2 separate regions of the Homo sapiens genome follow, and region 1 is linked to region 2. Evidence: read pairs that join two places in POLR2A ChIA-PET (ENCODE). Cell type or tissue: A673. All regions are shown on one strand.

The links. ChIA-PET counts read pairs that join two places held together with the same protein. Peaks named below come from ENCODE experiments on the same cell type or tissue, not always from the same donor. Only the 100,000 strongest peaks of a DNase experiment are listed, where the experiment ranks them.
Region 1: POLR2A ChIA-PET joins it to region 2 with 5 read pairs; 2 of 35 experiments call an interaction of 5 or more read pairs at or near these places.

Annotation. Positions count from the first base shown.
Region 1 is chr20:61,444,947-61,448,946 of GRCh38, forward strand. All of the region lies in intron 2 of CDH4 (cadherin 4), which reads left to right. Among named protein-coding and RNA genes, the nearest start is that of CDH4, 190 kb to the left of the region's middle. RefSeq lists an enhancer at 3,736-4,000. In A673, no CTCF peak of the experiment used is centred here; no DNase peak of the experiment used is centred here.
Region 2 is chr20:61,529,067-61,533,066 of GRCh38, forward strand. The region is part of intron 2 of CDH4 (cadherin 4); the gene reads left to right. Among named protein-coding and RNA genes, the nearest start is that of CDH4-AS2, 190 kb to the right of the region's middle. RefSeq lists an enhancer at 2,385-2,886. In A673, no CTCF peak of the experiment used is centred here; a DNase peak (open chromatin) is centred at 1,825; H3K27me3 peaks cover 655 bases.

The DNA of each region.
Region 1 (4,000 bases), 84 kb before region 2:
ATCTGTGTGTATATGTGTGTGGGTTTCTTTGCGTGTGTGTTTGTATGTATCTGCATGTGTGTTTCTCTGTGGCTGTGTGTATCTCTGTGTGCGTGCACGCATGTGTTGATGGAGCATTTTCCCTTCCCATCTTGGTGCTTGCTACGGGGAATTCTTGTCCCTAGTCTTTTTTCTCCACTCTTCCCCCACTCCCTATTGCAAGAATCCCAGCCTGACCCTGGCCACCTCTGGCCAGGGATTGTATTCGAAGACTGTCAGGAAGCTCTGGAATCAATGGAGCTGGGGGACCCCAGCTGAACAATATCCAGGAACCAAGAGGCCTGTGGAGAGCCAGGCAGGGCCCCGGCCATCCCCAGGCAGGACAGCATCAGTGCTCAGAGTCTGACTCCGAAGGAAAGGTCCACTTGGCCAAGCCGAAGGCATGAGTTGTTGCCCCAGGTCTCTCCTTCAAAGTGAGTGGCCATAGCACCCCATGCCAAGACCAGCCACAGTGAGGGCCCTCTGAGGCAGGCGGGGCATGGGAGTGCAGATGATAGGAAGGGTGGGAGTGACGAAGAGCTGGGCAAGACCAATGCCCCTCAAACCTCCCCTGGCTTCCCTCCGGCCCCTCCTCCCCCTCTCCCCTCCCTTCCTCTTCCTTCCTTCTTCCAACAGGTCAGCAGGAGGCAAAGGGACCAAGGCCATTCTACTTTTAGTTCTAGAGAAGCAATTTTCTCACCAACTTCAGAATACACCGGGTTTGTGTTATATTTCACAGTGCTCTCGATTTTTAAAAAAGGAAAAAGAAGTAAAGCCATGTTGCAGCATTAAAGGTAGAGACTTGCGAGACCTTTCCCAGGATGTGACGTGCTGGCTGGACGCCATGGTCCTTCGCCCTTTCCTGATTTGACATGGGGAGGGAGGGTTCCCAGCCCATCTGAGCTAGTCCTCCGCGCAGTCCTGAAGGAGGCCATCTGTGGGCCAGTGCCTGGCGTCCTTTCCTCCAGAACGCTGGCCCTGGAGCCTCCCATGCCCGCTGGTGGATAGCAGTTGGTTACAGTGTAGCACACATGGCAGTGAAACTGAAACCACAAGGAAACTGTGGGTGCGCAGTTGATTTAGAAGTGATGATTCCTAGGTCCACTTTAAGAAAGACCATGAAAAATGAAATCAGAGATCAAATGTGTGGGTCATACTTGGGAAGGGTGTGTTTTACTAAGATGACCTTGGAACCAGACTGGACTAGCAGTCACTAAGCAGTGTCAGCCAGAGATAATCATGTAAAATACATTTATTAGACCAAGGCCTACTGCTATTTTCTTATAAACTTATTTCTACAAGTTTGTCTCACTTTTATTTATATATCTAAAAATAAGTAGGGGTGCAAAAATGTACATAAATACTTGATTAATTATTTTGCTTACAAAATTACTTCTCCAATAAAAAGATTATACTTTGATCATACCCATAGTTTAAGTTAAAACAATTTTAAATAAGATCTAGCGTCATACTTTTAAACAAACAGTCTTATTCTATTGGCATCACTTGCACTGTTCCGTGTCATCAAACGTTCATAGCTGCATAAACATTCCATCTCATGGATTATCGTTCAGCTGATCCGCCTCATCTTAAAAAGTTGGGTTGCTTGCACTTTTCATGATAGAAGGTGGCTGTAAAGCGAATTCTTGTGCATGCGTTTTTCACACATCTCTGTTCATTTCCTTGGGGTTGACTCCCAGGACTGAAGAACTAGAATGGTTTTAAGGTTTCCGCATGTGTTGCTGGTCTGCCCGAAGAAAGCCCAGCCCGCTTATCCATTCATGAGTTTGTGTGTGTCTGAGCACCTGTCTCACCTTAACCCAGGGTATGTGTTGGGGTGGAGAGTGTGTACAATTATATATATACCTTAATAAATATATTCAGTTTGGCCAATTTGTTAGGGGAAAATTGTTATTTACACATTTTTATATGTCATTATTAGTGAAGCTGAATTTTTATTGCCAATTGTTTATTGGTCATTAGTTTTTTTCTTTGTAAATTAGTCATCTCTTTGGATTTTGTGTGTGTTTATTTTAACTTACGTTTTTCCCTCTGGAGTACATATCTTTTCCAGTATGATTTGGAGGAATTCTTTGTATACTGTTTATTTACTAACCTTTTTGCCTACCATACTCATTATAAATACTCTCTGTGATTTTGTCTTTTGGGTTTATTCATGGTGTTTTTTGTTTGTTTGCTTGTTTGTTTTTGAGACGGAGTCTCACTCTGTCACTCAGGCTGGTGTGCGGTGGTGCGATCTCAGCTCACTGCAACCTCCGCCTCCTGGGTTCAAGCAATTCTCCTGCCCCAGCCTCCCAAGTAGCTGGGATTACAGGCATGCGCCACCACGCCCAGCTGATTTTTTTTTTTTTTTTTTTTTTGTATTTTTAGTAGAGACAGGGTTTTGCTATGTAGGCCAAGCTGGGCTCAAACTCCTGACCTCAGGTGATCTGTCCACCTCGGCCTTCCAAAGTGCTGAAATTACAGGCATGAGCCAGTGTGCCCGACCTATTCATGGTGTTTTCGATATAAAGGCTTTCCTGGTATTTGGAAGTCATGCTTTTCAGTCTTGTCCCATTTCACTTTTTAATCATTCGGGGTCTCCTACTTTCCCCTTTCCCACTCAGATCCATTTTCTCTCCCCTGCTCATTCTACTTCCTTTTTTTTTTTTTTTTTTTTTAGCTTGAGATGGTGCATGGAAAATTTTAATACGATGCATGGGAAGGGAGGAGAAGAGGTAGGAGCAAGAGTAGAAAAGGAAAAATAAGACTTGGATGGCGAGGACGAGAATGTCACCTTTTGCCTGTATCTTCAAACTCTATTTTTATTTGCTTTTTAAAACATAATGATGTACAAGACTTTCATTTGGAAATTATATCTTCATTCCATAACCCTCTTTTTTACCTTCCTTTCATCATATTTTCCAACACTTTCCCCAGAATTCTCCCTCTTCCTTCATTTTCCTTCTTCTCTTACTTTCCCAACACTCTGAAGCATGAACTTACTTTTTGGAGGTCATGGGCTTTTCCCAAGATTCTGCCACCAGCATCCTGTTTGTCTTTCTTGTTCGTCCCTGGGGCTTTCTATGCTGATTTCCATACCTAATCAAGGTAGAAAAGAACCAAAAGGATCTTAAAAGTGGGTTGGCCCAGGCTTTGCTGGTTTGTTTCAGCCCAGCAGGTCTTTAGACTCCATGCTGGCTGGAAGCCAGTGCCCCAGGAGACATTTGCACTTAATTCCTTCTGTATCCCAGGAATCACGGACAGCTGGGCACCTTGTTTTTACATTCTGCTGACTGTGAAGAAGGTGCTTTTATAGTTTCCATAAGCGATGTTTATGAAACAAACCTGCACTCTTCCAGACCGGAAAGGTATTATGCGAACGTTTTATGAGCAGAATGTAGAAATTAATGGAGAAAAACTACTAGAAATTTGGGTCGTTTGATGTTGTTTGCTACTCGCACCCAACAGAGTACGGTTAATCATACATCACGGCACAGCCTCCTCCAATCTCCTTCATAATGTGTTTTTTTATTTCCATTTGTGTTGGGGGTTTTGTAAAATACACACATTGTGCTCTCTGGGAAGATAATGGGTGTCTCTGAAAGGACAAAGCGGACTCTGATTTAGTCGGCTCTGTGCTGTGATAGGAGCAAGAGGAGTTTTTTGTATTGCATTATCACCATTCTGGTGGTAGAAAATGACTTAAATAGACCTAGCCTCCGAAATCGTCACTGTGTTAAGCCTTGTTATGATGAACTTTTCCTCGCGTGCACGTGCAGTTCTGTATAATGAATATACAGATAGGCACCCGCGCATCTGAGGTTTTCTTTTTGATACTCTGAAAAGGCTATTCTTTCTTTTTTTAGGCCAAACTTCGAGGTTAGTGATGGGGAAATAGCAATAATAATAATAACAACAGCGTGAAAAATAAAATCGAAAAGCCCTGGCATATTTAAATTTTGATTAGAAGCCAGCTGCA
Region 2 (4,000 bases):
GGTTTCAAATCCATAGGAAGGAATGACCATTTTCATGGTGAGACATTGATATTTCATTCCTGAGACCCAAAGCCACCTTTGTAACCTTTCAAGATCCTTTTTGATTGTGTAAACTTCAGAAGTCTGGAGATCTTAGATATCAGGAAGATAAATTTACATAGGTAAGCACCATAATTCTTGTTCCTCATATATTTTATATTGCATCATTTACATAGGCTTTAAATATCCAGTGAATTGTAATAAATGGGGAACTCATAATAAAACTGGTAATAAAATGGATTATTCAGGTGATGCTGTTTTATTACAGTCTCATTATGATTATATAATCCTTATTAAAATCTGGACCAAAGATGAATTTCTCACTGGAGGCGCTTCACAAGTACTTTAATAAATTCTATTTGTTGCACAATCCTGGGGTGAATGTTGGTTTTTATAATTTCATACAAATGTGTTGCAACATGCCATGGAATCTGACTATAGGAATCTGTGCAGTGAGGAAAGAGAATCTCTGTCATCTGCAGGTCTGTTCAATGCCTCGTGTGGTTTGGGAATTATGTCTGCTGTTTCATACGTTTCTGTTGAAACATGGGGAGAGGCCCTGTCCTGTGTTCATGGTGAGCGAGGGCCTTGAGGGAACGTCACATGCCTCTGTTTTCTTCCCTTCCTAGAGGTATCTTGGGTGGTGTCTTCAGAACTTCTCGTTCTTGCTCAAGGTTCTTTTATTGGAAGAGCTGTCTGATGGGTGGAACACACTCATCAGTGTAATTTTTCTTTTCTTTTCTTTTTTTTGAGATGGAGTCTCGCTATGTCACCCAGGCTAGAGTGCAGTGCCACAATCTTGACTCATTGTAACCTCTGCCTCGCAGATTCAAGCTATTCACCTGGCTCAGCCTCCCAAATAGCTGGGATTACAGGTGCCTGCCACCATGCTTGGCTAATTTATTTGTTTTTGTTTGTTTGTTTGTTTGTGTGTTTGTTTGTTTTGAGAGGGAGTCTTGCTCTGTTGCCCAGACTGGAGTGCAGTGGCATGATCTCAACTCACTACAACCTCCGCCTCCCAGGTTCAAGCGATTCTCCTGCCTCAGCCTCCTGAGTAGCTGGGATTATAGGGAACCACCCCACACCCGGCTAATTTTTGTATTTTAGTAGAGATGGGATTTCACCATGTTGGCCAGGCTGGTCTCGAACTCCTGACCTCAAGTGATCCGCCCCTTCGGCCTCCCAAAGCACTGGGATTATAGGTGTGAGCCACTGCGCCCGGCCAGCATTATGTTTGATCTTAGCTGTTATGGCTGTTGCCCCAGTGGCCCTTCCTTAGAATCCTACCCTGACACAGTCTGGGGCCTTTTGGTCTTGACTGAAGCTGTACATGGCAGAGCAGAGTCACGCTGAGTGACTCTGCCATCACTGTGGTGGAGGGATGCCGTGGCAAGGGGACCCTGCACGGCATGTACTGGGAAGTAGCCTCTTCCCCTGGCTCCCCCAGAAAGCTCTATCAGGCTGGATGAAAGCCAGAGCAAGCCAGGGAGGCAGTCGAAGGAGAGTCGCAGAGGCCCTCGGAAAATAGAGAGGCAATCAGAATGCTTTGGCTAGAAAGGGGCTGTGTCAGAAGTGTTTGATGCCATGAAGTAGATGGATCTGTTACCCTAAACCGTGGATGCTGGATCCAGGAGTGAGGGCTGGGGAGCAGGTGAGCGCACAACAGAACGAGTGAGGGCAGTCCTGCCCTCAGCCAGATCCAGCATTAGAGACAAGTATCTCCAGCCTCTTGCAGCCTTCTTCACTGTTTTATCCATAGCTGCAGCCACAGCGCTGTCCAGGGAGGAGGTGCTGAATACGTGTTGGAAAGAATCAGCTGCTCCGAGGCCCTGGCTGTCAGGACAACTAATATCTATGCCAATAGTTCATCTCTAGGCCCCCAGATGGGTGGGCCAAGGGAAAAGCAAGGCTCAACAGCCTTCAGGTTTTGGAAATTCGGTACACAGAGCTGCTGAGGGCTGCTGAGGGAAATTCGGTACACAGGCACCAGAGGGAGACCTTGGACCTGACCTGCTATATTTGAGCTCTCCAGCTGGGTGGCCTCCTCTTGCCTCACTTTTCTTATCTGTAAAATGGGTATAGCAGGCCAGGCATAGTGGCTCATGCCTGTAATTTCAGTACCTTGGGAGGCCGAGACAGGTGGATCACCTGAGGTCAGGAGTTCAAGACCAGCCTGGCCAATGTGGTGAAACCCCGTCTCTACTAAAAATACAAAAATTAGCCGGGCATGGTGGTGGGTGCCTGTAATCCCAGGTACTCAGGAGGCTGAGGCAGGGAAAATCACTTGAACCTGGGAGGCAGAGGTTGCAGTGAGCCAAGATCGTGCCATTGCACTCCAGCCTGGGCGACAGAGCAAGACTGCATCTCAAAAAAAAAAAAAAAAAAAAAAAGGGATTTAGCAAAAGGATTTACTTCCATTTGTTATAAGGTGGAATGAATTAATATGAAAGAGCCGAAATGTGTGGCACATGAGGATGTGTGTTGTAAAAAGCTTTGCTAAGTTAATTTAAATAAATATTTTCTGGATGGCATTCACGGACCATCCCTGGGGGTGGGCTGGAGGGCAGCGCCAAGTGCATGCGTGGACATGGATGCAGCACGGTGGAGCCCCAGCTGGCAGGGGCCACGGATTGGCTTTGAGATGAGGCCGGGATGAGTCATCAGCCTGACGCACAGGCCTGGAGCGAGTGCTCTCAGAATGCAGACTGGAAATTGGATGTGGAAACTCACTTCGACCAACACCGGTTGGGGAAGCACAATTTTAAAAGCAGGATTTAGATAAAATGCTTATTAGTAAAGTGAGGATTATCCAGGATTTTAAAGTTTGTTCTTATCTTCTGCGCTGCTCAAGTGAGGAAACGAGGTGGCTTCAGCCTGTGGTGGAGGATCCTCAGCTGTGGAAAGCGTCGGCCAGTCTCATAGAAGTGGCGCCTGTTGCCGGCCCTCAGGCTCTGCCACTGAGGAGGAGAGGCGGATAAAACACAGGTGTGAGCAAGACCCTAAGAAGCTGCTGCCCTCCGTGTCCTGACTGTGTGAGGACACACTGATGACACCATCCCCAATCGCCTGCAGGGCATGGACCCCACAAAAGGGGCCACCCAGGAGGCACCCAAGCCCTGAGCACCGTGAGTTTGCTGGGTTTTTCTCTCTGTCCCCTGCCTCCAGGCGGGACTGCACCTAAACTAAGTCATGTCCTGGTTTCTTTGTTCTTCTATGGTCTTCACACATGAAGGAGGTCCCATGTGTGGGACCCTGGCACCAGTTCAACACGAGGCGGCAAATGTAAAAATGGAGCCCCGTATGAAAATGAACCTCTTCGGTTTCAGAACTCAGAGACCCTGAAATCTGACCCCACTCCTTATGTCACCTGTGACTCATCTTTAAAAAGACCCGCATCTCACCACCGTTCAGTAACAACAAGTGCACACAACAGAAAACGATGAGTAAGTGGACAAGGGATATCAGTGCAAAACACACAAGCAATGCAAGCAGCGAGTCTGTGAAAATGCTCTCCTGCCCCAGAAATCAGTTAAAAGCAAACCAAAGCACCACGTTTCTAATCTGATCAGCCAATGTTTTAAGGTTTGATGTGAGGTGGAGCAGGCTCTGGGGAGACGGGTTCTCTGGCCGGGTTCTAGGGGAGATTGGGGAAGGTGTTTTGGCGGGATCAGTAGGTATGAAAGGCATGTGATGAGTTTTCTGTGTCCCGTAACCAGTTCCCACAAGCGTAGCAGCTGAAGCAACACTCCTCTGTCTTCTCAGAGTTTGGCAGGTCAGTGTGGCGTAGCTGGGCTCTCTGCTCAGGTCTCCCTGCGATGCAATCAAGGTACGGGCCGGGGCTGGGCTGTGGTTCTTATCTCAGGCTCAGTTTCACTCCCAGGCTCACTGGTTCCTTGGCCTGCTTTCCAAATGGCCTCTTCTGCAGGGAATGCCAGCTGGTGTGGGGCAGGGGGAGACAGCT